Linked DNA regions of Mus musculus: region 1 is linked to region 2. The links are chromatin loops, found by intact Hi-C in ENCODE. Cell type or tissue: heart. All regions are shown on one strand. Each heading gives the region's core, and the rest is flanking DNA. Links, peaks and the distances in the headings are about the cores only.

What was found. Hi-C counts contacts between places; a loop is a spot of excess contacts. Peaks named below come from ENCODE experiments on the same cell type or tissue, not always from the same donor. Only the 100,000 strongest peaks of a DNase experiment are listed, where the experiment ranks them.
Region 1: it touches region 2 in a loop (4-fold over the local background); 16 of 42 quality-filtered maps call a loop at or near these places.

Annotation. Positions count from the first base shown.
Region 1 is chr15:75,045,932-75,061,624 of GRCm38, reverse strand. Ly6c1 (lymphocyte antigen 6 complex, locus C1) reads left to right here and starts at 12,788. Exons shown (of 4, transcript NM_010741.3): 1 at 12,788-12,840; 2 at 13,101-13,183; 3 at 14,156-14,272. The coding sequence starts at 13,114. In heart, for the core only: a CTCF peak has its summit at 5,808 (motif pointing right); DNase peaks (open chromatin) are centred at 8,994 and 11,654.
Region 2 is chr15:74,987,991-75,003,683 of GRCm38, reverse strand. Ly6a (lymphocyte antigen 6 complex, locus A) reads left to right here and starts at 5,653. Exons shown (of 4, transcript NM_001271419.1): 1 at 5,653-5,805; 2 at 6,067-6,149; 3 at 7,116-7,232; 4 at 8,205-8,807. The coding sequence starts at 6,080. The coding sequence ends at 8,422. Gm28068 (a long non-coding RNA gene) reads right to left here. Exons shown (of 3, transcript XR_875428.1): 2 at 1,728-1,787. Gm41348 (a long non-coding RNA gene) reads left to right here and starts at 9,237. Exons shown (of 2, transcript XR_875429.2): 1 at 9,237-9,942; 2 at 10,656-11,686. It also overlaps the pseudogene Gm8000. In heart, for the core only: a CTCF peak has its summit at 10,749; DNase peaks (open chromatin) are centred at 7,813 and 10,743.

The DNA of each region.
Region 1 (15,693 bases), core at 4,019-12,018, 57 kb before region 2:
CCAATTTCATGTGAATTTCAGTAGGAACCACTCCTTGCCTTTTTCATCCCCTCCCTCTCCTCCCTTCCTTCCTTCCTTCCTTCCTTCCTTCCTTCCTTCCTTCCTTCCTTCCTTCCTTCCTGCCTTCCTGCCTTCCTGCCTTCCTGCCTTCCTGCCTTCCTGCCTTCCTGCCTTCCTGCCTGCCTGCCTGCCTCCCTCCCTCCCTCCCTCCCTCCCTCCCTCCCTCCCTCTCCTCCCTCTCCTCCCTCTCTCCTTCCCTTCCTTCTCTCCTGTCTCTCCACCCTCCACCTGACAATCTGAGTTTGAGCCTGGAATCCACACAGTAGAAGAAGAACTCCTTTAAGTTGCCTTGTGACCTGTACACATGCACTTGTTACACGCACATGTGCACATAAACATACACGATTAATAAATAGTAATTATTAATTAATTAAAATATTTCCTATTTTTAAGCCTCAAACACACTTCCATTTTTAGGCCTTCCTTCATTTATTTCACTTCATTGCTTTTAATATCCTAAGCTTGTGCCACTTTGTTTAAACATATGCCTAGGTGTTTGCTTCTTCTCTAGGTTATTGTAAAAAGAAGTGTTCTCTTCACTTCTTCTTGCTCTTCCTTGGTAGTCTATAAAAAACAAAAAATCCCTGGCTTTGTGTGTTGACCTCATATCCTGTATTTTGGCTGACTTTCTCCCTTAGCTCTTCCTATTATTACAGGACCTTACTGATGGAACATTCTGCTTTTCCAGGTAAATCCTTTAATAGAGGGTGTGGAGAGCAGGGCATGGAGAACACACCTATGATCCCAGTACTAAAGGACTTCAAGTTCAAGGCCAGACTGGCTTACAGAGGGTTGGAGGTAAGAGCCTGAGAGCCTTGTGGACAGAGGTAGTTCCTCTGCTTGGCCAGCAGGTGGCATCTTCTCCTCCAGTCTTCAGGTGGTTAGCTCTGCACATCTCCATGCCCTGATCTCCTCTATTCATAGATCAATTGAGTTGGGAATGATCTTCTTTAAATGCCTCATTTTATCTTAGTTAATAGCCCTGTGACAATCCAGGCTAGGTGCTAGGGCTCAGGGTTTCAACACATGTGGCTGCAAATTTTGAAGGTTGAAAAGCTGCTTTAAACTTTCTTCAGTTGTGTATTGTTGTTTGTACTGGTTTTTATATGCTTGGCCCAGGGAGTTGTACCGTTAGGAGGTATGGCCTTGTTACAGTAGATGTGTCACTGTGTACGTGGGGTTTAAGACCCTCTTATTAGCTCCCTGGAAGGCAGTCTTCTTCTAGGTGCCTTCAGAATAAGAGGTGGAACTCTAAACTTCTCTAACATCACATCTGTCTGGATGATGTCATGTTCCCACCTTGATGATACTGGACTGAACCCCTGTAATTAGTCAGGGTTCTCTAGCATCACAGAACTTATGGGTGGTCTCTATATAGTAAGGAAAGTTGTTAATGACTTACAGTTTGTAGTCTAACTCCCCAACAATGGTCAGTAGAACCTGTGAAAGAAAGTCCAAAGATCTAGCAATTATTCAGTGCCACAAGGCAAACAGACAAACGAGAAAATCTTCCTTCTTCCAATGTCCTTATGTTAGACTCCAGCAGAAGGTGTGGCCCAGATTAAAGGTATGTGCCACAATGCCTAGATCTGGGCCTTGCTTTGTCCCAGATGACCTTGAACTCAGAGACCTCCTTGCTTTAGTCTCCTGGGATTCATAGCCACTATGCCTCAAGATCTCCATGCCAAGATTCAGGTCAGAAACTTGCATGTCCCAGCGTCAAGATCAGGGTCATAGAAGAGCCTTCCAATTCAGGATGGTAGTGCATTCCAGATATCGTCAAGTTGACAACCAGGAATAGCCACTACAATCCATCCCTTCTCAACTTGACATAAAGAATGTCTCATGTCCACTTGAAACAATAAGAAGGTCATGAATATGCCTAACATGATACAACTATCCCCTCTATAATCCCAAATGCATTTTTAAATTTAAATGGGCCAATGTCCCTTAGGAACATTTTTTTGTATCTCAACTTAAATACCAATTGACTTCACAGAAATTGGAGAAAGACAAATGTGTTCTTAACAAAATAAAAGAGAAACATTCATATTACTTTATAATCCTCATTTTTGCCAATTGTTACATGGACTTAGCTGTTATTTATAACTACCTTCCTCTACAACCCATTCTGTATTTCCTCCACCCTCAGCAAGCATCTCAGCAGGCTTAGGCTCTTTTCCTGGAGGATTGACACATGCCTTCATTCCTGATGGGTCTGCATCCTTTGTCATCCTGCTTGGATTGGGCTGTTGTAGTTTTCCATTGACTTTAATCACAGGATATGATGGAACTAAGAGAAGCCCTAAGGGATCTCGTGCACTCCAGACATAATCCTGCTTACATCCATTGCTAGAGAGACAATCCAATTTCCCCATGGTAATCTGGATCTACTACTCCTCCTAACACTGTTATTCCTTTCTTAGCCTGTTGGTTTAATGGCATTAGAAGCCCAAAATGACCAGGGCGTCCATTTCAATGGCATGTTTATTGTGGTTTCTGGTAGGAGCACTCCCCTCTCTGGAAACAAAAATCTAGGCCAGCAGAACCTAGAATTGTGGGGTCAGGAAGCAAAAATTTTCCTAGAGCATCACTAGGAGAGATAGTGAGTTGAACTATTCCCTTCTCCACCCCTAGATTCCTACACCCATGGATCCTGGCTGTAGGAGAAGTGTATCATATGATGCTGATTCAAACCATATACTGCTTTCTGAAGAACTCTGCCCCAGCCCTCCATGGTGCTGCTACATAATTGATTAGACCAGTAGCTTACAGATGATGGGGAAAATAGTAAGACCATGGATTCCGTGATCAAACACCCACTGTCATACTTCTCTGTCTGTGAAATGAGTTCCTTGGTCAGAAGCAATACTGTGTTGAATACCATGATGGTGTATGAGCGTTCTGTGAGTCCACGGATCGTGGTCTTGTCAGAGGCATTATTTGTAGGAAAGGCAAATCCATATCCACAATAAGTATCTACCCCAGTAAGAGCAAAACATTGGCTTTTCCTGGAGGAAGTGGTCCGATGTAGTTAACCTGCCACCATGTTGCTGGCAGGTCACCTCAAGGAATAGTGCCATATCTGGGGCTCCATGTTGGTCTCTGCTGTTGGCAGATCTGGAAACTTCTGGCAGCAGAAGCTGTAGCCAGGTCAGCCTTGGTCAGTGGAAGTCCATGTTGTTGAGCCCAAGTACAACTTCCATCTCAGCCACCATGGGCACTTTGTTCATGTGCTCATCGAGCAATGACAGGGATGGCTGGAGAAAGAGCCTAACTGTCCACTTGATTATTGAACTCCACATCAGCTGAAGTCACCTTTTTGTGAGTATTTACATGGGAAACAAATATCTTCACATCTTTTGTCCATTTGGTGAGATCTATCCACATACTTCTTCCCCAAATGTCTTTCTCACCAATTTTCCAATGGTGATCTTTACAAACCCCTGATCATCCAGCCAATCCATTGGCTACAGCCCATGAGTCAGTGAACAATTGCACATCTATCCATTTCTTCTTCCAACCAACCTGTAATACCATGTGTACCTTCCAAAGTTCTGCCCACTGTGAAGATTTTCCTTCACCTGTATCTTTCAGGGTTGTTCTGGAATGGGGTTGTAATGCTGCAGCTGTCCACTTCAGGGTGGAGCCTGCATAACATGCAGAGCCATCAGTAAACCAGGTCCTAGTATTCACTTCCTCAGTCAGCAGATTGTAGGGAACACCCCATGAGGCTATAGGCACATGCTTGATAGCAGATGGCATTGTAACAGGGGTAGAAGAAACAATAGGCATTGGAGCAACTTCTTCATGTAATATGCTTGTGCCTTCAGGACCTGCTCGGGCCCAATCATGCACATGCCACTTTCATTTGATAATAGACTGCTACTGTGCATGTCTTACTTTATGACTTGGAGGGTCTGATAGCACCCAGCTCATGATGGGTAGTTCAGGTCTCATGGTAACTTGGTGTCCTATTGTCAAACATTCAGTTTCCCCTAAGGCCCAATACAGGCCAAGAGCTGTTTTTCAAAGGGAGAACAGTTGTCTGCAGATGATGGTAGAGCTTTGCTCCAAAATCCCAAAGGTCTCTTCTGTGATTCACCTACAGGGGCCTGCCAGAGGCTCCAAACAGCATTGCTATCTGCCACTGACACCTCAAGTACCATCCAGTGTGCTGGGTCATATGCTCCAAGTGGTAGAGAAGCCTGCACAGCAGCCTGGACCTGTTGGAGAGCCTTCTCCTGATCCAGGCCCCATACAAAGCTAGCAGCTTTCTGAGTCACATGATAAATGGGCTTGAGCAACACACCCAAGTGAGAGATGTCCTGTATCCAGAATCCAAATAGACCCATGAAATGTTGTGCTTCTTTCTTGGTGGTGCGAGGGGCCAGGTGCAATAAATCATCTTTCACCTTAGAAAGAACATCTCTGCATGTTCCACACCACTAGACTCCTGAAAATTTCACTGAGGTAGATGGCCCTTGAATTTTGGTTGGATTTATTTCCCATCCTCTGATATGCATATGTGTTACCAGTGAGTCCAAAGTGGTTGCTACTTCCTGCTCACTTGGGCCAATCAGCATAATGTCATCAATATAGTGTACCAATGCAATATTTTGTGGAGGACACAAAGGGTCATGATCCCTTCTAAATTATGACACAGGGCAGGAGAGTTACTATATCCTTGAGGCTAAACTATAAAGGTATAACTGCTGGTCTTGCCAACTGAAAGCAAATTGCTTCTCATGGTCCTTAGGGACAGGTCCTGTGAAGAAGGCATTTGCTAGATCAATAGATGTATACCAGGTACCAGGAGATGTGTTAATTTGCTCAAGTAATGAAACTACATCTGGTACAGCAGATGCAATTGTAGTTACTACCTGATTTTCTATAGTCAACTGCCATTCTCCATAATACACGTCTAATGCTCTGGCCAGATAGGAGAGTTAAACCGAGATGTGGTGGGAACATCTTTCAAGTCCTTGATAATGGCACTAATTTCTGCAATTCCTCCAGGAATACCATGCTCGTTTTGATCACTATTTTCTTTGGTAGAGGCAACTCTGAAGGCATCCATTTAGTCTTTCCAAACATAATAGCCCTTACTCCACAGGTCAGGGACCCAATGTGAGAATTCTGCCAATTTTTAAGTATATCTATTCCACTTATACTTTCTGGAACTGGGGAAATGGCCACAGGATGTGTTCTCGGAACTACTGGACCTACTGTGAGTCGGACATCAGTCAAAACTCCATTAATCATCTGTCTTTCATTACCCTCTACTTACAATGGAGGGCCACCCTATCCCTCTTTTTTTTCTTAGACAGGGTTTCCCTGTATAGCTCTGGCTGTCCTGAAACTCACTCTATAGATCAGATTGGCCTTAAACTCACAAAGATCTGCCTGTCTGTGCCTCCTGACTGCTGAGATTAAAAGTGTGTGCTACCTGACTAGCTGAAAGTTTTAGGAATAAACTCCAGACTCATTGCAAAGTTTATATAAGACAGTGGAGCAGTAAGGTCAATCACCAAAGAAAAAAACACAAAACAAACAAACAAGAAAACAGTCAAGTCATCCCATAATTCAGGGAGGTGACAAAAGGTGACCAAAACAAGTTATTGTCATGGGGTGGGGCCGATCAGGATCCAGGAAACAGAGCCAGACTTATTTTTTTTAAAGTCTTTCTTGTTTATTTATTTATTCATTTATTATATGTAAGTACACTGTAGCTGTCTTCAGATACACCAGAAGAGGGCATCCAATTTCATTACAGATGGTTGTGAGCCACCATGTGGTTGCTGGGATTTGAACTGAGGACCTCCAGAAGAGCAGTCAGTGCTCTTAACCACTGAGCCATCTCTCCAGCCCCCAGACTTATTTTTAACAATACACTGTAAACGTTTCCTGTCTCCAAAATGGAGTCAGGTGGTTTCTCATTTCCTCCTCCAATTATGTGGTCCTGTGAGACCCCGACTAAGCACTGGACGTTCTCCAAGCTTGTTTTCCCTGATCTCTAAAAATACAGCCAGAAAGAAGCTTTGTTCTCTATAGCCAGCAAAAAGCCTTTTGTTTCTGTGCCTTACAGCCAGAGATGAGATAATTGTAGGAAGACCTACAAGGACATAGAGATAGACACCAGAGAGGAGGCTGCAGCTCACTCCCCCCCCGCCCCCCCCCAGCCCCTCACCAGAAAGGAACTCTAGCCAACTCTCCTCCCAACTCCTCCCAATTCCTCAGCTAGCTGTTAAAAGCCCCCTACTGTCACCACTCAGGGTCGAACTCCCCTGTCCTGCATGGCAGAGGGACTTAACAACAGCCCTGCCCTGGCATGCCTGGGGGCTGTTCTGCTTTGTTCTCAGTCCCAGGCCAGGGCGTGGGCTCTTAAGTTACAATATTTCATCTTCCTTCAATATCAGGTGAGTGGTACTACTCAGGGATGTTATGGAACCTGTAGGCTATTCAGCCTGGAAACTGAGAGGTGTTCATAAGAAGTTGCTTAAAGATTTTTGTGTTTGGACTGGAGAGATGGCTCAGTGGTTAAGAATGCTGACTGCTCTTCTGAAGGTCCCGAGTTCAAATCTTAGCAACCAGATGGTGACTCACAACCATCTGTAATAAGATCTGATGCCCTCTTCTGGGGTGTCTGAAAACAGATACAGAGAATGTACAAGATGCTTTCATCAGAGACACTGTTTTTGGCCATTCAGGCCAACTCCCCTATAGCTGTAAAAATTGTGTACCTTACCTGTATGCTATATTGTTAGATAATTTTAAAAGTTAAGATCACCAATCTTGGCAAGTCTTTTCATATTCATTGTAATTCTTGTCAATTAACTAATTGTGTAAATCCTAATTTAGATAAGGAGTCTGCTGTTATGATTTTGTTAAAGAGACCTGCTTATGTTTTGCTGCCTATTAGAGTTAGGAAATGATCCTTGGTTTAAAAATCTGGGAATGCAAACTTTGAAAAGGTATCTACGCAGCCTTAGTTCAGCAGCTGCACACTGCTCATTTTGTTAATGATAAGAATAGGAATATGACCCCTCCAGCAGGTCCAGTTATTCGAGGGTCTCCAGGGGGTCTCCTAATAACCAAATTGGGGGGGGGGGGGTAGAGAAAGACGAGGGCCTTGTGCGAATAACGACATGGAAAACATTCTGGAATGCATCAGAGCCCCAAATGTATTAGCCAGGCCCGAGGTTTAAATGCACAAGAAAAAGGGGAAGTGCCTTTCAGCAGGAGGAATGGGGCAGAGGAAATGTACCTCAGCAGGAAGGATGGGGCAGCAGAAAGAGAGGAAGTACTTCTCAGCAGGAGGGATGGGGCAGCAGAAATTTTTCTTTTGGGGCGCTGACTTTCTCAGAGCAGTGCATCTGGTGGCCCGCTTTTGACCCCCTTTTCTTCTCGGGGGGAGAGGCCCAATTCAGAGATCAGGACAATAGCGTCGCCTTAATAGCTCCCAACAGGAATATTTTCATAGCTTTGTCAGAGCAACATATTATATAGATAAAAATATTGGAAGCAAAGATTAACACCCTAGAAGAAATAGTGCTGGCAATAGGGCAAGATATTGCAAATATTAAGACCAGGTTAATTACTAAATGCCATGCTTCTTTCCAATACATTTGTGTTACCCCCTTACCTTATAATACAACCATTAATTGGTAAAAGACTAAAGCTCATTTGCAGGGAGTATGGAGAGATACTGATATTTCTCATGACTTGGAACAGTTAAAGGCAGAAATTTCAGATATTAGTAAAAGTCATTTGGACACTTGGAACATTAATGAATTGGCTCCTGTACTTGGTATTTTAAATTTTAAGGATGGGCAACTGTTGGGAGACAACTCCTAGCAGAAAGAAGCTATCATCTCTGCAGCCATCTCAGGCTATTTACTTACAGGTTGGTACTTTTCCACTGTGTCGAGAGACTTGCTTTCCTAGCATGGTGTTTTTGCAAGCAGCCTATCACAACTGAACACACTCTGAAAACATCTTATTTTTCTCCTATACATCCTGGACTTGTGGTTAAGTATCTCCAGATGCACGTCCCAGTGTGTGCTTATATACCCATAGTTGCCTTCCAATAAACAAGACTTGAGACTTGATCATATAGCCTGTCTCATCTCCATTCTTCATGTCTCTTGCCCTTCCATCCCAATTCTCTCCCTTGCAGACTCCATTGACTAAACTGAGGACCAGGTTAGTCTTTTTCCTTTTGGAAAATTAGGGTATTGCCAGGGAAACAGAAGGTGTGGTCCAGAACTGATCAAAAGATTGGGGGTATCCCTAGAGGCTTCTTAGCCTGCTAATCATTTCTAATATTTAAAGAGGGGAGGGGGGATGACATAGCTAGAGGAACTGAGTAGAATTTTCCTTCAGGCAAGGGATTCCTTAATGCCAGCAGGCAGCACAGCAACAAGTTACAAGTTTTGGTCTTCTCAGACAAAGTGCCTTTGTAGTCTTAAGGGTTTTGTTTTGTTTTGGGGGTGGAGGGAATCCCAAGCCAAATAAAGGATGGCAGAGAATTGCCCATAAGACAAGCAACTCTCAGAGAGCACCACTCCAATGCCTCTCCATGTTTCTTTAGTGTCCCTTTCTGCATCCCACCCTTCGCAGTGGAATATTCTAACGCTACCTTGCATGGTTCCTCCTCAGACCCGGGTCACTCTTTTAACCAAAACTTACAGGAGACTCCCACTTATTGAGGGCCTTCATACCTCTGTGTTGCTGTTATAATTATTCTCCAGGTACAATTGACCACCTTTGCTGGACTTGTACTACAAAATAGAAAGGTTTGGTGTTAGCAGTCAGGCATCTTCACCGCCTGCCCCAGGGATCCGCCAACCTCCCCAGTCAACCTCTCATGTGAGATCTGCCACATGGTGTGACTTTATGATATCTATATCTTAGATCAGAACACTTCAGACCTTCTGACAGAGGAACTGGAGGGGAGGGGAGGGGAAGGAAGAGGAGGGGCAGGAACAGATCTTGGGTCACCCCTGGGGAGGGATGTTGTTTTTATGTAATGAATCAGGATTGGTTGCTGGAGGCCAAATCTTTTAAGGTCAAACTAGATTTTAGAGAACCTGATCTAAGGTTGAGCTCAAGTAAACTAACAGGCTGGTACCTAGCATTAGTTTCCAAGTTGTCCACAACAAAGCTCAAGCCTAGCTCCAGTCTCTAGGCTAATCTCCAACAAAACCTGCTTTTCCAGGTGACACCCTTAACAAGGCAAGTGTCTCCAAGTTATTCCCCCAACAGACCTGCACCCCCAGGTTACAAGCCCACCCCCCACCTAATGACCACCAATGCAGAGGGGAGGAGAAACTGAGTTTATGATATGACCCCCAGCACCAGCCAGTTATGTTAAAGGCCACAGTAGCTTTCCAATTCGATGCTTGCACATGTACTCCCTGCTTACTTTATAGCCTTGCCCCATAGATATTTGGGGCTCTGCCACCACCAAAACCATCCTGCATGACAGTGGTGAGATGGGGGTGGCCTGGGCTAGCTCTGAGAGAGTAAAGACTCTGTTGTGAGTTGCATCAGATCTGCTTCTGTCTGTTTTCTTGGGGGATCACTGACATTTCCCTGGTACGACAGTTGAACAAAATATTAAGGCCCTTCACGAACTCTGTGACAATTTGAGGTCCCAATATGCCTTCGATAATCATGCTTTCTGGTACTCCAACCCCCTCATTGCCTGGCTCTTGTCCTTGATGGGAAGCCATCGGAGCCCCCCTCTTTCTCACCCTATGTATTATAGAGTTTCTCAAAAAACAACGTACATATAAGTCACAAAAAAACACTTCCTGGTACAATGACAAGCTATTCCTAGAGACTAGTCTAACACTTATGACACAGCCTCATTCTTGTGTGTTCCCAAGACAGATGAGGGACAGTAGAGCATTGACTGTTGTGCTTAGAAAATGAAAAAAAGCCCGGAATGTGTTTGGTGGAGGCAGCTATGATGAGGGGGAAGGGGGTGCCACTGAGGCCCATGCTGAGGCATTCCTTTCCCCTGAGGTAACAGACATATGATGTGTAGAGTATAGAATAGTGTTTACTTAGGGCATGGGGAGGGGATTTGTGGTCCTTAGTGGAGATAGAGAAAGGTGGGGGGGGGGGATAGAGGCCATGTGGAGAGAGAGGGAAAAGAGAATGGGGAGAAAAGGAACACGGGGGAAGAAAGGAAAAAAAGCAAGAGAAGACAGTGAGGAGGGCCCAAGCAGCCCATTTTACAGTGAGTCAGGCATCCCGGGATGTTGCTAGGTAACTACAGGGCAGAGCCTAGAAGAAATGCTAATACTGCCTATACCCCTGGACAGCTCTCCTAGAGCACTGCAGGAGTGGGGATGTTCAGGACCCAAATCAGGCTTGGGCCTACTCAACTCCACAGAGACAAAAGCCAAGTCACGATAAAGCCAGTTAGGTTTCTGTTTCCCCACCAGAGAACTCTCTGCTTAAAAATCATGTGACTGGCAGTCTGATAACCTAACTGATACACTTGGAAGACCCCTGACCCAATGTGGCCCTTTCTAAATTACCCTTTTCCTCCCTGCCCCTGATTCAAGCTATATAATCTAGCCCCTTTATTTCAATAAAGGAGGTAACCTCCAACACAGTCTTTTGAATCATTTATGCCTACCATCCCTGCAACACCCTGCTCCCAGCTGCTCTGCATCCCAAGACCACAGCGCATGGGGGAGGGGCAAGTGGCATTGGGAGGAAGTACACTTAGTTAACATGAAACATTTGCTTCATGACTCTTGGTAGTGAGGAAAAAATATGTGACCCTGGCTAGTTAACACAGGTCATTCATTCTCTGAATAGGGGCATGGGCTTGGCTAAGGTTTGACCTATTGAGTGTGAGAATAGTCAGGCTTCAAGGTGAACTGGAAGGCAGGAGAGAGGGCTGGGTGTGTTTTTGTCTTGCATGAAGACTTCTCTGCAGAGGGCCTGGCTTCTCTAGCACAAGCCTGGAAACATCTGGTACCTCTAACTCTAAGATTACTCAAGTACACTGTAGCCCTCTCCCAGAAGAGTTAATGTGAGTGGTCTGTCAGTAGAATGGGCAGTAGTCCACCACTAAGGGAAGCTAGCTCCCCAACAATGGGGCTGGGTGGAAACTGGAGGACTCATGAGAATTCCTAGTTTAAGACTTTTAGAGAAACAGTGCACGGCACTGTGGTTATATGGCCTTTGCCTCCAAAGAGAAGGTGATGGCCCCGTTGTCATCCTGGAGTAGGGATAATGTTGGCCCAGGAGCCCTGGCAATAAATAGAGTCAGAAGAGCAAAACAGCAACAGGTCTGTGATAATGGGCAGAACTCTCTATACTCAGAAGGGAATACTGTCACCTGGGGTTCCAGCCATGACTCCCTCCTGTTTTCCTCCAAGCACAAGTGCTCTCAGAAGATACTAGAATATAGAGGATACAGAGGATTTACTGAAAGAGGGACTCCGTGTACTGCTTTTATGATGGGGTGAGATTTGGTGGTGACTAAGCTGCTCAGAATTTATGCATATTCCTGTAAGTGACCTCACCCATCCTCTGGGGAAAAAAAAGCCTCATAACCTCATTGGGTGGTGACATTGGCAGGGATTATCACTTGGATCTTTCCTTGCCGCTTTTTCTTTGTTTGCAGAGGCTTGCTGTCTCCTGCTCTTTCTTTCACATACACTTCTTCATGCATGAGCCAATACCAAGCACAGCATGTGACAGAATTAGAGAGACAACATTTCTTGCTTGCTCTCTTCCTCCTACCACTGTGCTGGGTTATGCGGTGTTGGAGGCAAACTGTTTGCTTATATGATATATTATAGGGTAAGAAGGAAGGGGTTTTTAGTGGTGCTCGGGCAGAGGCCATGGAGTGTAAGCAGCCTTCCCTGCTTAAGTGGGGTGCGCTCAGCTTCACTGATGCTGTGGTCCATTTTGGGACTCAGTTGTCCTGTGAGCACAGCTGTTCATTTGCTGTGGTATCATCTCAGGATGATTTCCAGCTTAGGCCTCTACCTCTGTCCAGCACCCACAGCCCCATACATCCCCAAACACATCAGACACTGCTTGGTAACTTCCATCCCAGTTGCCAGTTAGTTCTTGCCTCAGGAATCTCACTTTGTGGATGCAAGAGCCTACTGGGGGCTTGCTCACCAGAGCCAGTCTTTAGGTATTTGTAAATTGTTTGCCTGCTTATAGGAAGGAGGGCCATTGGCTCTGAGCCACTGCAAACCATACCTTCTATTTAGAAACAGAAAAAAGCCAGGTAGTGGAGGCAGAAGTATCAGCGGCTGTTGTGCACCCCTTTGATTGCTGTGTGTTGGAGCCAGCCTGGTCTACTGATCAAGTCCTAGGACAGCCAAAGCTACACAGAGAAACTTTGTATAAAAAAAAAAAAAAGGCAAAAAAAAACCCCAAAATAAACAAACAAAAAACATGAAGCTAAACAAAACAATACTAGGAAAGGGCTGAGCAACTTGACTTCTTCCCTTGCTTTCTAGTTGGCAAGCACAAGTCAACTGTGGCCTCTGGCCCTCGGCCCTCTCAGTTCTCCTGCACCATGGTTCCTCCCCAACTGCTATAAATCTGGCTTGATCAGGTCACAAACAAATCTTGCTACCTCTTAACCAATAAACATGATGGCCTGGAAAAGGTTAAGTACTGAAACCCCTCCCTCTTCAGGATGCCAGCTGGGAGGAGCTGAAGGAAATTAAAGTACTTCAGTCCACATCTGACAGAACTTGCCACTGTGCCTGCAACCTTGTCTGAGAGGAAGTAAGGACTGGTGTGAGGAGGGAGCTGCTAGGTGACAAAGGGAAGAGCCCTCAGGATAGGGCTGGGGTTGGGAGTGTGGGATTAGGAAGGAAGAGCTGGGTGGGTGGTGGGTGAGAGAAGTAGGCAGACATGTATTCCTCAGGGAAAGCTGTGTGGAGGGTTGGAGGGAGGGAAGATTGGATGCCTGAGCCCTGTGAGAGCCCAGGGATGTGATTGGGGTCTATTAACTGGCTCCAACTTCCAAGGTTTTATCTGTGCAGCCCTTCTCTGAGGATGGACACTTCTCACACTACAAAGTCCTGTGTGCTCATTCTTCTTGTGGCCCTACTGTGTGCAGAAAGAGGTGAGGTAGAAAATGAGAGAGGGGCAGGAGGGTACAATGGAGATGGAAAAGGGCCTCAGGGTTGTGGGTACACCTACACTTCCATTGTGTGCCCAGTACCCGAGATGTGCTGGGGTCATGGGATTGGGAATGGTCTTGTGGTGGGTGAAGCCTCCTGTACTGGGATGCTTTACTGGGTCTGTAAACCTGCCAGTGCCTGCCTTGCAACAAACAAAATATGCCAGAAGGACTCTTGGAACAAACTACCTATGCCACAAACCTTGGCCACCAGAGCAGCCTGTCCTTAGACTCTACCCTGCTGCCCTGGCCTCCCAGTCAGGACTCTGGCCCATGTGCGCTTAAACTGGCAGAGGCTTCTCTTCCTAACCTGGCAGCCAAGTCAAGTGGTTTGCAATCCTTGATTCTTGGTTGGCATTTGCCTTTTTCTTATGCCCCAGCCCATTTTGTATGAGAGCTGGGTGCTACTCTAAGAGGTCTCAGCTCTCAGATACCCCTAGACTTCTAGTTACATCTGTGTTGCAGGAAGCCTTATGGTGAGCCTCAGTTTGAGCTGCACCCTGGGAAGTTCAGTGCTCTGTCATGCTCCAATACACAGGGTCCACCTCTGCACGTGTAGGGTAGGACAGGTCAGAAGAGGCCTCCCCATCTGGTGGCAGCACTACCTACTTACACACCCACTCACTGCTTCGGCAGACATTTGATATCTATGTCTTCCCAATATGGTGACTTTCTCTCTAATATCTCTTGGGGTGCACGTGTCTCCTATGGAGCTGGCTAGCTAGGACAGCAGTACCGAGCATATTTGAACAATGGTGGCTCTTGGTTCACTTTTGTTTTGGTGGAGGTGACTGTGCAGTAATGTCCTTGCTTTGACCTAGTGGCCAGCAGCTGTGTGCAAATAAAGACATTGGAGAGGAATGTCTGGGCTAGGAATTGCATGTCCTAGCTCTCATGTATTTACTTCTCTCTCAGCTCAGGGACTGCAGTGCTACGAGTGCTATGGAGTGCCAATTGAGACTTCCTGCCCAGCAGTTACCTGCCGCGCCTCTGATGGATTCTGCATTGCTCAAAACATAGAATTGATTGAGGGTAAGTTCCCTGTGACCTATATAAAAAAGGCTGAGGAAGGCTTTGGAGAAAACGTCATGTCTGGGTACTTGTTATGGACCAGGGTTCCCCTACTCCAAATAGAGCTTTTTCTGGAGTTGTAGTGGGACTCCTGAAAAGTGGGGGCTTTTGGGGTTCATGGATGTGCTGGGATGTGGATCATCAAACAGGGCTGCCCATTGCCATGCACAGTGTTCATCATCTCCCTTGGTTACCAGTGCAGTCACGTGATGCTCCTGCCTGTACTTTAGGTCTAGGGTCTCACTGGCTCACTGACAAACCAGGAGAGCTGGAAGCATCTAGTGAGTCTTTGCATATAATGAAGGAATCTGGAGTTTAGGCTAAAGGAATGACTTAGGAATGTTGATATAAAGTAGACCTTAGGACATATCAGATCCTCCAAAGTGCCAGTTTCCAGGCATATGCTCAGATAGACAAGACAGGAACAGCCCCTCCCTGTTTTCCAGTTTCCTGTTCCTGACCACAGCCTGCCTGCCTCCTAGAGAAGGTCTCCTCGATATAACTGCCTGGGGCACTGCAAGAGTCTGAGAGGCTGGTTGCCCTTTCTGCTGTGCCACTGGGTGATCTTGTACTGTGCTGTGTCCTGTGTGTGTGTGTGTGTGTGTGTGTGTGTGTGTGTGTATTTCTATAAGTGTGGGTACTCATGCATGACTTATGTAATGTAATGTATGTAAAGCTAGGAGAACATCCTTAAGTACCATTCTTTAGGCACTGTCTACTTGTTTTATGAAAATGAGTTTTGGTTCTCTTGGAACTGGAATTAGGGATGAATGTAATTAAATCACTCTGTGCAGTATGGAGCCCAAACCGTGGGCTTTTGTAAGAGCAGCAAGCGCTTTTAATTGCTGAGTCATGTCTCCAGTCCCAACCACCTTGTTTATTGAGAAAAGATCTTTCACTGAGACCTAGGATTTGCAAAGTGTGCTGGGGGTGGACAGGAGGGAGTTAGCAGAGAGTTCTCAGGACCTCCTGATTCCCTGCCCCAGCATAGAGATCATGACCAGCACTCCCATGATTGGCTGGCTCTTTACGTGGTTGCTGGGGATTGAACTTGGGTCCTTAGGCTTCCATGTGGCCAGCACTTTACTGACTGAGCTGCTTCCCCAGCACATTGTGTGTAAGAACACCTGTGGACACATGTGTGGATATACATGCACTGGGGAGGTACAGTGTATGGGACCCAGAAGTTGATGGGTATCTTCTGTGACAACTATTTTACTTACTGAGGATACTTCTCACACTGAACCCCAAACTTGCAGGTTGAGCTGGTCTACCTATGACCTTACCTAAGGAATCTCCATCTTTGTCTCCTAAGCACAGAGATACAATTAGGCTACTACCCATGCCTATGTTTTGATGCACTCTAGTGATGGGAACTGGGG
Region 2 (15,693 bases), core at 3,393-11,392:
GGAGCAGGAGTAGGGAGGAAAGTTATCAAAATGGAGAGTCAGAAATCACAAATTTGTCTAGGTGCAGTCACATAGGCCTTTAATCCCAGCACTCCAGAGGCACAGGCAGGTATTAGATCTCTGTAAATTCAAAGGTAGCCTGGTATACGGAATGAGTTCTAGGACAGTGAGACCCTGTATCAAAGATTTCCCAAAACAAAATCAAAGAACAATAAGGAAAACATTTTGTCAAGCTTTATCTAAGCACTATATAACAGCTACATTTTCAACCATTTTTATGAATAGTTGACCCCCACATGCTTGTAATTTCTACAGAAGAAACACTCTTTGCCTTTGCATCCTATTTGAGTCTGGGGTCTTCCTTCAGTGATTCTCAGACCCTAACACTATATGGTGTGTCTGCTTGCTTAAGCTCACCTGCAATAAAACAGCTCTCTGAAACCCCTCCTTCTCCTCACTGAAGGAGGCAATGAACATAAAGTGAGAAATCGACCTGAGCAAACACATACACATGCCTGGGCTTATTTCTCTGTTTCTGTCCTTCCTTCCCTGGGATGTTAGACTACTAACTCTTAGGGGGAAGAGCACTGGCTAGCCTGGTCTATAGAGCAAGTTCCAAAATAGCCAGGACTACACTGAGAAAACCTGTCTTGAAAAAACAAGAGGTAGTGGGAGAGAGGTTACATACACATAATAAGAAGCTCTGCTTCACCTGAAGAAACAGCTTTCCTAAGGTGGGCCTATGCAAAGCCCTTACCCCTGCCCTCCTTCCTGTACTTGGTATTTTAAATTTTAAGGATAGGCAACTGTTGGTAGACAACTCCTAGCAGAAAGCAGCTATCATCTCTGCAGCCATCTCAGGCTATTTACTTACAGGTTGGTACTTTTTCACTGTGTCGATAGACTTGCTTTCCTAGCATGGTGTTTTTGCAAGCAGCCCATCACAACTGAACACACTCTGAAAACATCTTATTTTTCTCCTATACATCCTGGACTTGTGGTTAAGTATCTCCAGATGCACGTCCCAGTGTGTGCATATATACCCATAGTTGCCTTCCAATAAACAAGACTTGAGACTTGATCAGATAGCTTGTCTCATCTCCATTCTTCATGTCTCTTGCCCCTCCATCCCCATTCTCTCCCTTGCAGACCCCATTGACTAACCTGCGGACCAGGTTAGTCTTTTTCCTTTTGGAAAATTAGGGTATTGCCAGGGAAACAGACGGTGTGGTCCAGAATTGATCAAAAGAGTGGGGGTATCCCTAGAGGCTTCTTAGCCTGCCAATATCATTTCTAATATTTAAAGAGGGGAGGGGAGGTTGACATAGCCAGAGGAACTGAGTAGAATCCTCCTTCAGGCAAGAGATTCCTTAATGCCAGCAGGCAGCACAGCAACAAGTTACAAGTTTTGGTCTTCTCAGACAAAGTGCCTTTGTAGTCTTAAGGGTTTTGTTTTGTTTTGTTTTGTTTTGTTTTGTTTTGTTTTGTTTTGGGGATGGAGGGAATCCCAAGCCAAATGAAGGATGGTAGAGCATTGCCCATAAGCCAAGCAACTCTCAGAGAGCACCACTCCAATGCCTCTCCATGTTTCTTTAGTGTCTCCTTTCTGCATCCCCCCCTTCGCAGTGGAATATTCTAACGCTACCTTGCATGGTTCCTCCTCAGACCCGGGTCTATCTTTTAACCAAAACTTACAGGAGATTCCCATTTATTGAGGGCCTTCATACCTCTGTGTTGCTGTTATAATTATTCTCCAGGTACAATTGACCACCTTTGCTGGACTTGTACTACAAAATAGAAAGGTTTGGTGTTAGCAGTCAGGCATCTTCACCGCCTGCCCCAGGGATCCGCCAACCTCCCCAGTCAAACTCTATTGTGAGATCTGTCACATGGTGTGACTTTATGATATCCATATCTTAGATCAGAACACTTCAGACCTCCTGACAGAGGAACTGGAGGGGAGGGGAGGGGAAGGAAGAGGAGGGGCAGGATCAGATCTTGGGTCACCCCTGGGGAGGGATGTTTTTTTATGTAATGAATCAGGATTGGTTGCTGGAGGCCAAATCTTTTAAGGTCAAACTCTATTTTAGAGGACCTGATCTAAGGTTGAGCTCAGGTAAACTAACAGGCTGGTACCTAGCATTAGTTTCCAAGTTGTCCACAACAAAGCTCAAGCCTAGCTCCAGTCTCTAGGCTAATCTCCAACAAAACCTGCTTTTCCAGGTTACACCCTTAACAAGGCAAGTGTCTCCAAGTTATTCCCCCAACAGACCTGCACCCCCAGGTTACAAGCCCACCCCCCACCTAATGACCACCAATGCAGAGGGGAGCAGAAACTGAGTTTATGATATGATCCCCAGCACCAGCCAGTTATGTTAAAGGCCACAGTAGCTTTCCAATTCAATGCTTGCACATGTACTCCCTGCTTACTTTATAGCCTTGCCCCATAGATATTTGGGGCTCTGCCACCACCAAAACCATCCTGCATGACAGTGGTGAGATGGGGGTGGCCTGGGCTAGCTCGGAGAGAATAAAGACTCTGTTGTGAGTTGCATCAGATCTGCTTCTGTCTGTTTTCTTGGGGGATCACTGACATTTCCCTGGTACGACAGTTGAACAAAATATTAAGGCCCTTCACGAACTCTGTGACAATTTGAGGTCCCAATATGCCTTCGATAATCATGCTTTCTGGTACTCCAACCCCCTCATTGCCTGGCTCTTGTCCTTGATGGAAAGCCATCGGAGCCCCCCTCTTTCTCACCCTATGTATTATACAGTTTCTCAAAAAACAACATACATATAAGTCACAAAAAAAAAACACTTCCTGGTACAATGAACTTCCTGGTACAATGACAAGCTATTCCTAGAGACTAGGCTAACACGTATGACACAGCCCCATTCTTGTGTGTTCCCAAGACAGATGAGGGACAGTAGAGCATTGACTGTTGTGCTTAGAAAATGAAAAGAAGCCCGGAATGTGTTTGGTGGAGGCAGCTATGATGAGGGGGAAGGGGGTGCCACTGAGGCCCATGCTGAGGCATTCCTTTCCCCTGAGGTAACAGACATATGATGTGTAGAGTATAGAATAGCTTTTACTTAGGGCATGGGGAGGGGATTTGTTGTCCTTAGTGGAGATAGAGAAAGTGGGGGGGGGGGGGTAGAGGCCATGTGGAGAGAGAGGGAAAAGAGAATGGGGAGAAAAGGAACAGGGAGGAAGAAAGGAAAAAAGCAAAAGAAGACAGTGAGGAGGGCCCAAGCAGCCCATTTTACAGTGAGTCAGGCATCCCGGGATGTTGCTAGATAACTACAGGGCAGAGCCTAGAAGAAATGCTAATACTGCCTATACCCCTGGACAGCTCTCCTAGAGCACTGCAGGAGTGGGGATGTTCAGGACCCAAATCAGGCTTGGGCCTACTCAACTCCACAGAGACAAAAGCCAAGTCACGATAAAGCCAGTTAGGTTTCTGTTTCCCCACCAGAGAACTCTCTGCTTAAAAATCATGTGACTGGCAGTCTGATAACCTACCTGATACACTTGGAAGACCCCTGACCCAATGTGGCCCTTTCTAAATTACCCTTTTCCTCCCTGCCCCTGATTCAAGCTATATAATCTAGCCCCTTTATTTCAATAAAGGAGGTAACCTCCAACACAGTCTTTTGAATCATTTATGCCTACCATCCCTGCAACACCCTGCTCCCAGCTGCTCTGCATCCCAAGACCACAGCGCATGGGGGAGGGGCAAGTGGCATTGGGAGGAAGTACACTTAGTTAAAATGAAACCTGTGCTTTATGACTCTTGGTAGTGAGGAAAAAATATGTGACCCTGGCTAGTTAACACAGGTCATTCATTCTCTGAATAGGGGCATGGGCTTGGCTAAGGTTTGACCTATTGAGTGTGAGAATAGTCAGGCTTCAAGGTGAACTGGAAGGCAGGAGAGAGGGCTGGGTGTGTTTTTGTCTTGCATGAAGACTTCTCTGCAGAGGGCCTGGCTTCTCTAGCACAAGCCTGGCAACATCTGGTACCTCTAACTCTAAGATTACTCAAGTACACTGTAGCCCTCTCCCAGAAGAGTTAATGTGAGTGGTCTGTCAGTAGAATGGGCAGGAGTCCACCACTAAGGGAAGCTAGCTCCCCAACAATGGGGCTGGGTGGAAACTGGAGGACTCATGAGAATTCCTAGTTTAAGACTTTTAGAGAAACAGTGCACGGCACTGTGGTTATATGGCCTTTCCCTCCAAAGAGAAGGTGATGGCCCCGTTGTCATCCTGGAGTAGGGATAATGTTGGCCCAGGAGCCCTGGCAATAAATAGAGTCAGAAGAGCAAAACAGCAATAGGTCTGTGATAATGGGCAGAACTCTCTATACTCAGAAGGGAGGACTGTCACCTGGGGTTCCAGCCATGACTCCCTCCTGTTCTCCGCCAAGCACAAGTGGTCTCAGAAGATACTAGAATATAGAGGATACAGAGGATTTACTGAAAGAGGGACTCCGTGTACTGCTTTTATGATGGGGTGAGATTTGGTGGTGACTAAGCTGCTCAGAATTTATGCATATTCCTGTAAGTGACCTCACCCATCCTCTGGGGGAAAAAAAGCCTCATAACCTCATTGGGTGGTGACATTGGCAGGGTTTATCACTTGGATCTTTCCTTGCCGCTTTTTCTTTGTTTGCAGAGGCTTGCTGTCTCCTGCTCTTTCTTTCACATACACTTCTTCATGCATGAGCCAATACCGAGCACAGCATGTGACAGAATTAGAGAGACAACATTTCTTGCTTGCTCTCTTCCTCTTACCACTGTGCTGGGTTATGCGGTGTTGGAGGCAAACTGTTTGCTTATATGATATATTATAGGGTAAGAAGGAAGGGGTTTTTAGTGGTGCTCGGGCAGAGGCCATGGAGTGTAAGCAGCCTTCCCTGCTTAAGTGGGGTGCGCTCAGCTTCACTGATGCTGTGGTCCATTTTGGGACTCAGTTGTCCTGTGAGCACAGCTGTTCATTTGCTGTGGTATCATCTCAGGATGATTTCCAGCTCAGGTCTCTACCTCTGTCCAGCACACACAGCCCCATACATCCCCAAACACATCAGACACTGCTTGGTAACTTCCATCCCAGTTGCCAGTTAGTTCTTGCCTCAGGACTCTCACTTTGTGGATGCAAGAGCCTACTGGGGGCTTGCTCACCAGAGCCAGTCTTTAAGTATTTGTAAATTGTTTTCCTGCTTATAGGAAGGAGGGCCATTGGCTCTGAGCCACTGCAAACCATACCTTCTATTTAGACACAGAAAAAAGCCAGGTAGTGGAGGCAGAAGTATCAGCGGCTGTTGTGCACCCCTTTGATAGCTGTGTGTTGGAGCCAGCCTGTTCTACTGAGCAAGTCCTAGGACAGCCAAAGCTACACAGAGAAACTTTGTCTCAAAAAAAAAAAAAAAAGTCAAAAAAAAACCCAAAATAAACAAACAAAAAACACGAAGCTAAACAAAACAAAAACTAGTAAAGGGCTGAGCAACTTGACTTCTTCCCTTGCTTTCTAATTGGCAAGCACAAGTCAACTGTGGCCTCTGGCCCTCGGCCCTCTCAGTTCTCCTGCACCATGGTTCCTCCCCAACTGCTATAAATCTGGCTTGATCAGGTCACAAACAAATCTTGCTACCTCTTAACCAATAAACATGATGGCCTGGAAAAGGTTAAGTACTGAAACCCCTCCCTCTTCAGGATGCCAGCTGGGAGGAGCTGAAGGAAATTAAAGTACTTCAGTCCACATCTGACAGAACTTGCCACTGTGCCTGCAACCTTGTCTGAGAGGAAGTAAGGACTGGTGTGAGGAGGGAGCTGCTAGGTGACAAAGGGAAGAGCCCTCAGGATAGGGCTGGGGTTGGGAGTGTGGGATTAGGAAGGAAGAGCTGGGTGGGTGGTGGGTGAGAGAAGTAGGCAGACATGTATTCCTCAGGGAAAGCTGTGTGGAGGGTTGGAGGGAGGGAAGATCGGATGCCTGAGCTCTGTGAGAGCCCAGGGATGTGATTGGGGGTCTATTAATTGGCTCCAACTTCCAAGGTTTTATCTGTGCAGCCCTTCTCTGAGGATGGACACTTCTCACACTACAAAGTCCTGTTTGCTGATTCTTCTTGTGGCCCTACTGTGTGCAGAAAGAGGTGAGGTAGAAAATGAGAGAGGGGCAGAAGGATACAATGGAGATGGAAAAGGGCCTCAGGGTTGTGGGTACACCTACACTTCCATTGTGTGCCCAGTACCCGAGATGTGCTGGGGTCATGGGATTGGGAATGGGCTTGTGGTGGGTGAAGCCTTCTGTGGTGGGGTGCTTTACTGGGTCTGTAAACCTGTCAGAACCTGCCTTGCAACCATCACCACATACCAAAAGGACACGTGGAGCTCAGTATCTCTGCCACAGAACCTGGCCACCAGAGCAGCCTGTCCTTAGACTCTACCCTTCTGCACTGGCCTCCCAATCAGGACACTGGCCTGTGTGCACACAAACTGGAAGAGCCTTCTTTTTCTCCCCAGATGCCAAGTCAATGGATTTGGAATCCTTATTGCCTGGACTTTGACTTTTCCTTATGTCCCAGCCCATGCCACATGAGACCCAAATGCTATGCCTTCTGTACTCTAAGAAATTCTGAGCTCTAAGATACGCCTATACTTGTAGTTACATGTGTATTGCAGGAAGCCTCATGGTGAGCCTCAGCTTTAAGCTGACTCTGGGAAGTTCTGTGCTTTGTCATGCTCCAATACCCAGGGGCCAGCTCTGCAGGTGTAGGGTAGGACAGGTCAGAAGAGCCCTCTCTATTTGGTGGCCCCAGCATCTACTTACACACCCACTCACTGCTTCAGCGGACATTTGGTATCTATATCTTCCCAATATGGTGGCTGTCTCTTTAATATCTCTTGGGGTGCACATGTCTCCTGTGGGGCTGTGTAGCTGAGACAGCAGTACCAGGCATCTTTAAACAACAGTGGTTCTTGGTTCACTCTTGACTGAACAGTAATGTCCTTGCTCTGACCTAGCAGCCAGCAGCTGTGTGCAAGTAAAGACATTGGAGAGGAGGGGTCTGGGCTAGGAATTGCATGTACTAGCCCTCATGTATTGGCTTGTCTCTCAGCTCAGGGACTGGAGTGTTACCAGTGCTATGGAGTCCCATTTGAGACTTCTTGCCCATCAATTACCTGCCCCTACCCTGATGGAGTCTGTGTTACTCAGGAGGCAGCAGTTATTGTGGGTAAGTTCTTTGTGGCCTATATAAAGATGGCTGAGGGTGGCTTTGGAGAAAATGTCGAGTCTGGGCACTTGTTGTGGACCATGGTTCCCCTCCCCCCAAGTAGAGCTTTCCTTGTGTTGGAGGAGAACTCTTGCAAAGTGGGGGCTGTTGGGGTCCAGGGATGTGCTGGGATGTGATCATCAAGCAGGGCTGCCCATTGGCATTCACAGTGTTTATCATCCCATTTTGTTGCCAGTGTAGTCACGTGATGATCCTGCCTATACTTTAGGTCTATGGTCTCACTGGCTCACTGACAGACTAGGAGAGCTGGAAGCATCTAGTGAGTCTTTGCATATAATGAAGGAATCTGGAATGACTTAGGAATGTTGATAAAAAGAGATATTAGTACATATCAGATCCTCCAAAGTTTCTTTGGTTTCTAGGCATATCCTCAGATATACAAGGCAGGAGCAGCCCCACCCTGCTATCCAGTTTCCCTTCCCTGAGCATATCCTGCCTGTGTCCTGTCTCCTAGGAAATAATTGCCTGGAGAACTGAAAGAGTCTGAGATGCTGGTTGCCCTTTCTGCTGTGCCACTGGGCGATCTTACACTGGGCTGTGTCTTTGTGGTGTGTGCATGTGTGTGTGTCCATAAATGTGGGTACACATGTATGAACATATGTGATGTAATGTATACAAAGGTCAGAGGACATCCTTAACTACTGATCCTCAGGCATTGCTTGCTGTTTTATGCAAATGAGCCTTGGATCTCCAGAAACTGGAATTAGGAATGGTTGTGTGTCTCAGAACCAAACCCTGGGCTTCTGTAAGAGCAACAAGTACTGTTAACTGCTGAGTCATGTCTCCAACTCGTTTACTGAGACAAGATCTTTCACCAGGACCTAGGATTTGCCAACTATGCTGGGTGGGCCAGAGTTTGGGAAGCTCTGTTGTCCCTGCATAAGAAGTGAGTCACTCCCTGATTTCTTGCAGATTCTCAAACAAGGAAAGTAAAGAACAATCTTTGCTTACCCATCTGCCCTCCTAATATTGAAAGTATGGAGATCCTGGGTACTAAGGTCAACGTGAAGACTTCCTGTTGCCAGGAAGACCTCTGCAATGTAGCAGTTCCCAATGGAGGCAGCACCTGGACCATGGCAGGGGTGCTTCTGTTCAGCCTGAGCTCAGTCCTCCTGCAGACCTTGCTCTGATGGTCCTCCCAATGACCTCCACCCTTGTCCTTTTATCCTCATGTGCAACAATTCTTCCTGGAGCCCTCTAGTGATGAATTATGAGTTATAGAAGCTCCAAGGTGGGAGTAGTGTGTGAAATACCATGTTTTGCCTTTATAGCCCCTGCTGGGTAGGTAGGTGCTCTAATCCTCTCTAGGGCTTTCAAGTCTGTACTTCCTAGAATGTCATTTTGTTGTGGATTGCTGCTCATGACCCTGGAGGCACACAGCCAGCACAGTGAAGAGGCAGAATTCCAAGGTATTATGCTATCACCATCCACACATAAGTATCTGGGGTCCTGCAATGTTCCCACATGTATCCTGAATGTCCCCCTGTTGAGTCCAATAAACCCTTTGTTCTCCCAGCCAAGTTCTCCATTTTTCTTTTGCTACACTGAGTCTGCCAAGTCCTGCCTGCCAGTTCACATCTCTGCCCTTTCAGCCACCCACATTACCTCTCCCATGTTAGCCAGCTCAGAGTGGTGGACTGTGGGTCAATGGACTATGCACAGACGGTCTGGTCTCCAGTTGAGTTGAGAAGTAGAACCCCACATAATGTCCCAAGCTGCTTGCCTTCAGGCTAGACTCCTCCCCAGTTACCTAGCAACAACAAGATAACAGCCCACTATAAAAGGGGCTGCTTGGCCCCTCCTTGTCTCTTAAGCTTTTACTTTCCTTACTCTCCCTCTTACTCTAGCCTTTCTTCTCTCTCTCCTTTTCCCCCTCTCTTTCTACCTCTCCTCTCTCTCTCTTTCCCCCCTGCCTTTCTACAATCAAGCTCTAAAACCATAGACTGTCTTCTGTTCATCAAGGCCCACTGTGCTTGGACGATGGTATAGGCTTTCTCCTAATGAGCAGTGCCTAATCTCCCATCAGAAGACCTTACTGTGCTCCAGCCACAAACCAGACTTAAGACTCTCGCCTGCATGGGACCTCTCTCCCTCTGCCCTCCCTCCTGTATCTCTGGGGCCAAGAGTGTTGCCATGAGGCTCCTATTATGGGGGCTGCCCCTGTCCACCCCCCAACCCCCGCCGTGTGGGGTCAGTGACTTCAGAGCCAAGTCTAAAGCTTCAGGCAGTCATCCCGCGTCCACCTGCCCAGAGCACAGGAACTCTGGCTGGACATGGGCTCTCTCCCTCCCACCTCTTCCCCTACACCCACAGCCCAACAGTGTACCTCTTGGTTTGGGTGGGCTTCCGAAAGGGCTGATACTGGGGAAAGAGAGAGGGACATAAAGAGCACTGTTTCATCTGCAGAAGCAAAGGCTCTTGCTGAACCCACAGTTTGTGTTGTGGCTGGTTTAGACTTCTGTTCTCTGCCTGGTGAGCAATGGTTGCACTGTGCCTTCTTTATGTAACCATCTCCCTTCACACCCCCATTGGTGGATAGGAATCCAGGGCCTCATGCGTGTGAAGAAGCATCATCAAGCCACATCAGCACAGTGCACTTCCAAGGAGCACTTGCTTGTGGTGGGGAAGCCCAGGAGATGAGCAATCAATGGTGGGTAGGGGCTGCCCTGTCAGATTCTTTTAGTCCAGAGGTGGAAACCATTTCCTGTGAGGGGCTTTTGGCTTACCTCTCCTGGAATGCCAGGACTCCATATAGTTCATGTAGATCACAACCTGGTGATCTTTTTCTGTCTGATGAGCCAGGCTTGGCCTGCATCTTCAAGTATTTATGTTTTACTTTTCCCAGGCCATTAAACCTTAATCATTGCCTCTAGCTTATAAAATTCATCCTTGTGTGAGATATCATTTGTATTTTCCAACAGCCTAAGTGAGTATCTAATCTTTGGGCCAGGCCAACCCTTACACCTCAATCCACTCTCTTCCTAGATCTTTATCTTGAGCATTGTTTCTAAATCAACAAGAAACCATCTTATGGATGAAGCTAAGATCTAAGTTGAAGTAAAGATATTCAATGTAAACATGTCTTAAGCTTTGTTGTACTCACAGGGCTGAGTTGATCATTAGCTGAATACTTCTTCCAAATGTGTGCTGTGCTTAATTAAATATGGATAAAATAGAGTGATCTGGGTCAGACTTTAGAAGTCTTAGCCCAGCACTGGTACTAAAATTAGGCTCATCGTAGTTTTATTCATACCTCATCCTTATCATTATTTCCCCTACCTATTCTAAAGTCTATGGAAACACATGCACACAAAGAGCGGGAGGAGATGCTTAATTTTCAGTCTTTGTACTTGTTTGTTTCAGATAATGCCCTTCTAAGGAAACCACATACAACCAGCCCAAATCACCTGTCTTCAGTCATCCAGATCATAACCTTGATGGTTGTCATCTACATTCGGCCTCTAGGGGCGCTCCCCTCTGCATTGAGACTGGGCCTCCTTCTGCCCTGACACAGAGCTCAGCTTCCAAAGTCTAAGTCTCTCCCTTATCCTCCAGCTTTGATTATAAAGATGATCTTTGGGACTCTCATTTTCTCTTTTCCTGGCATACATAAGCAGTTTCTATGGTGCAAACCCACCGTATTCAGTTACAAAACTACAGTTGTTACAAAGCAGGAAAACACCAAGGACTTAGATGTGGTGATGGTGTCTTACACCAGAATCCAAGCAATAACAGAGACCCCGGACTTAGGAAAAAAGCCTTAAGCGGCTGTGGTTGTGCTGACCTGCAGTCCCAGCGCTGGGGACAGGCGAGCAGGAAGAACATGAGTGTGAGCCCAGCCTGGGCTGGGGAAGTGGCTCCTGAGGAAGAGCACTTACTGTTCAAACAGGAGGACGCATGGCCATAATCCCTGTGCCCAGGTAGCCTAGCGCATTAGTAATGGCCTTAAGTAATGGCAATCCAGATGTTTACCAGGAAATGGAGGTGGGGACTTCAAAGGAAAGTTGCAGCAAAGGAGCCTCACCTTGCACTGAATCATCTCCAAAGCTGGTAATAGAACAGAACGGCTGAGACTGTGCAGTGGTTACAATGTTGCAGGTTCAGGGTTATTGTAATTTATTTTAGGATTTATTTACCACCCTTAATGGCCATTCCTTGGCTACTTCTCTTCTGATGTAACATCCTGTGACTAACAGAATCTTTAGGACTGCATTTTAACACCCTAGCTTCCTCCTACCAGAAGCCCGTGAGTCATCAGATGCCACCTGGAGCCTATAGCAGAGGTGTCCTGAATTCGCTGTAACCCCTTTACCTGACGTTTTCACTAGTGTGCTTGAAAAGTACCTCAATTGAGGACTTCCTTTGTTGTTACTATAAAAACTTCATCTTATTGATACCTGGAACTTGGGGTTGTTTGGTTTTAGACACTGGGTACTATGGACTGAGGTGCATATTTTACATGACAAAGCAGATCTGGCCTCTAGGTTCTCCTAGCATCCCTCACTCCTTACCTGGCATACCCTGTCCCCCAACCCAGAACTTTCCAGTCTAGAGGCTAGGCTGCCCTTCCCCAGAGGCTCTTCCCTATATATATATATATGTATATATATATATACATATATATATATATATAATCCCTACATTTTGGCCTCTCCTTCAGCCCCCCTTTATCTCTCTCCTCTCTCTTTCTCTCTCTCTTTCTCTCTCTTTTTCTCTCGTCTTGCTCTCCACTTATTTTGAATTTTCTTGCTCTCTCTCTCTCTCTCTCTCTCTCTCTCTCTCTCCTTCCCCTCAGAAACTTCTCTTGCCTTGGTCCTTGGGGCCAGTGAACCTGCCTGAGAGAACCTTTCCAATAAACATGCATGTACATATTTCAAAATCTGGCTTGAATGGGCCTATTTCACTGGCAGAGAAATAACTTATCAGATTTAACCGAAGGCTTTCCTCCGGATCACCCTCATTTATATTTGGCTTCAGGATGAACTCTCTTTTATCCCCTTTGAGGTGAGAGCTGAATTTTTGTGTGAACAGGTTCAAAATTTTCATAGTCTTCAAGGCCACTGTAACAGAAATTATTGGAAGCTCACCAGAGATGGCCACTCACACATTCACACTGAGTGTTAAGCCAATTGAAAGTCTTTATTCCAGACATCTGGGACAACACCCAAGTGTCGGGTATCTAGCTGTGGCACTGAGTGTCTAGAAAATGGAGTTTTTAAAGGGTGAAACTACATCCTGGCATCTCAGGCACAGGGAGCTTTGAAAAAGTAAAGAGTTTGAAGCAAGAGATTTTATCAAATACAGAAGTGGATGCTCACAGTCAGCTATTGGATGGAACACAGGGCCCCCAATGGAGGAGCTAGAGAAAATACCCAAGGAGTTGAAGGGATCTGCAACCCTATAGGTTAAACAACAATATAAACTAACCAGTACCCCCAGAGTTCGTGTCTCTAGCTGCATATATAGCAGAAGATGGCCTGGTCGGCCATCATTGGGAAGAGAGGCCCTTTGGTCTTGCAAACTTTATATGCCCCAGTACAGAGGAACACCAGGGCCAGGAGTTGGGAGTCAGTGGGTAGGGGAGTAGGGCAGGGGGGAGGTACATGGAACTTTCGGGATAGCATTTGAAATGTAAATAAAGAAAATATCTAATGAGAGAGAGAGAGAGAGAGAGAGAGAGAGAGAGAGAGAGATTTTATCAGAAGCTACCAAGATCCATTAGTCAGTGGGGAGGTGGGGTTGGGGGGGAGAGGGAGTGGGGAGGGGTGTTTCACACAAACCAGCTGTTTTACTAAAGCCTAAGGTAAGTTAGCTAGGACATGCTGACCTTTGATTTCTAGAATTAAATCAAGGTAGCTTTCAATGGATTCTCCATGAAGGAGATCAGATTCTAGTTAAATCTGAAAATGGCCTTACCGAGGGCACAAGATGGAGGGACCTCAGCACTGTCTTGCCTGATCACACAGGTGGATAGAGATACAGAGCAAGGGTTTTCAGAACTAAAATGGACTGGCATTTGTAAAGCTCTACCTCACATAAATAACAAGATAAAGAGTATATGAAAATGGCCATGAGGCTGTGAAGGGAAGGATCTAGTGCTTGTGACTGGCCAGGACCCAGCACCAAGCACCAACACATTATTCACATAAAAGGCTCCTGCGAAGATGCTTCCCCATGGCTGCTGAACCTCAGACTGATACACACTGTCAGGTAACTTGCGGAGAAGATCACTATCACAATTTGGAGCTAAATTTGAAACAAGCTTGATTTTTCTTGGGTGCATATGAGAACTGGGTAGTGACTGTTATGTTTTATAAAAAGAAAGAAACCCAGGCAGATGTTTGATAGAGCTCTGTATGGTTGCGGGGGGGAGGGGGGAGAGGTGCCTCTGCAAGCCCATGCTGAGGCACCCCTTCCCCTGAGGTACCAACCACAGGACCGTATAGTACAGAATAAAGTTTATTTAGGGCATGGGGAGGGGGATTGGGAGAGTAGAGACATAGAAAGGCAGAGAGAAACAGAAGGGGTAGGGGGAAAGAGAGGAGTGTAGGCCAGCTGTGAGCACATAGAGAGAGAGAGGGGGGAGAGGAATGGGGAAAGAAGGGACAGTGAGGAAGAGAGGAAGAGAGCAAGAGAAGAGAATGAGAAGGGGGTAAAGCAGCCCCTTTTATAGTGAGTCAGGCATCCCTGGCTATAGCCAGATAACTGTGAGGCAGAGATTAGAGAAGAAATGCTAATACTGCTCATACCCCTGAACAGCTCTCCTAGAGCACTGCAGGAGTGGGGATGTTCATGACCCAAATCAGGCTTGGACCTACTCAACTCCACAGAGACAAAAGCCAAGTCACGATAAAGCCAGTTAGGTTTCTGTTTCTGTTTCCCCACCAGAGAACTGTCTTCTTAGAAATCATGTGACTGGCAGTCTAATAACCTACCTGATACACTTGGAAGACTCCTGACCCAATGCAGGACTTCCTAAAATGTCCCTTACATCCCCTACCCCTGACTCAAGCAAAATAATCTAGCCCTTCTATTTCAATAAAGGAGCTGTCCTTTTAAAAAGTCTTGCAAATCATTCATACCCACCATACACACTGCCCCGGAACACGCTGCTCCCCAGCTCCTCTGCACAGGTCTGAGACCAGAGCCCATGGGAGCGGTGGGAAAGTGGCATTTGGAGGAAGTACACTTGGTTAACATGAAACCTTTGCTGTATTACTCAAGGGGGTGTTGAGGCATATGTGACCTTGGTTACTACACAGAGGTCGTTCATTCTCTGAGGAGGGGAATGGGCTTGGCTAAGGTTTGACCTATTCAGTGTGACAGTCAGTAGTCAGGCTTTTGGCTGAGTAGGAAGGCAGGAGAGAGGGCTCAGTGTGTTTTTATCTTGCATGTGGACCTCTCTGCAGAGGGCCTGGCTTCTCTAACACAAGCCTGGCAACATCTGGTACCTCTAACTCTAAGATTATTCAAATAAACTGTAGCCGTCCCCCTTAAGAGTTAATGTAGACACTGGCTCTGGGGACAGAAGGTTAACTCTTGCCAAGTCTCCCTCCTCTGAGGCTCCCGGGCCTTGGGCTTCCCCCCTGAAGCATGAGCCTTTCCTCCCACAGCCGCCAATGCTGCGCGGGTCTCAGACAGTGCGTGCCGGGGTTCCAGGCGCGCGCCCTCAAGTTCCCTTTCGCCTGGAGCCCGGAAGCTTGCGGCGGGCGATCTGTGGGTGACTGTGTCTGCGAGAGACTTTGCCACACCATTCTGCCGGAATTTGGAGAAAAACAACCAGCCGCTTCCAGTCCCCTCCCCCTCCGCCACCATTTCGGACACCCTGCACACTCTCGTTTTGGGGTACACTGTGACTTCCAGGCAGCACGCGAGGTCCACTGGCCCCAGCTCAGGCGACCACCGGTCTCATTCATGTTGACTCATCTCCCATGACCCTGCGGTGCCTGGAGCCCTCCCGGAATAGAGCGGACAGGACGCAGAGCCAGTGGGGGACGGAGGGGTCGCTTGAGGAACTCCCCAGAGGCTGCGCATCTGGTAAAGGCCCTGCGTGAGCTCAGTCAAACAGCCAATATGTCTGTCATATTGCAAAAGTTCTTTTGGCTCATTAGAAGAAAACCTTAACAAAATTGAAAGAAGAGCTACAGAAAATCATTTGAAAAGAAAAAAAAAATGGTTTACAGTTGTGCCTGGAATGAACTTAAGTTTTTGTTAAATATTTACCCAGAGATTTGTGGTAGGCCTTGGTAAACTTTAACTCACCAGCTTAAAAAATAAAAGGTATAACAAGAGAAATTAGTTGAGCACCGTGGTACAGGTTTGTAAATTCCAGGACTTGCGAGGTGAAGAATGAAGAACAAGTAGTTCAAGGTCATCCTTGGCTACAAAGTAAAATTGAGGC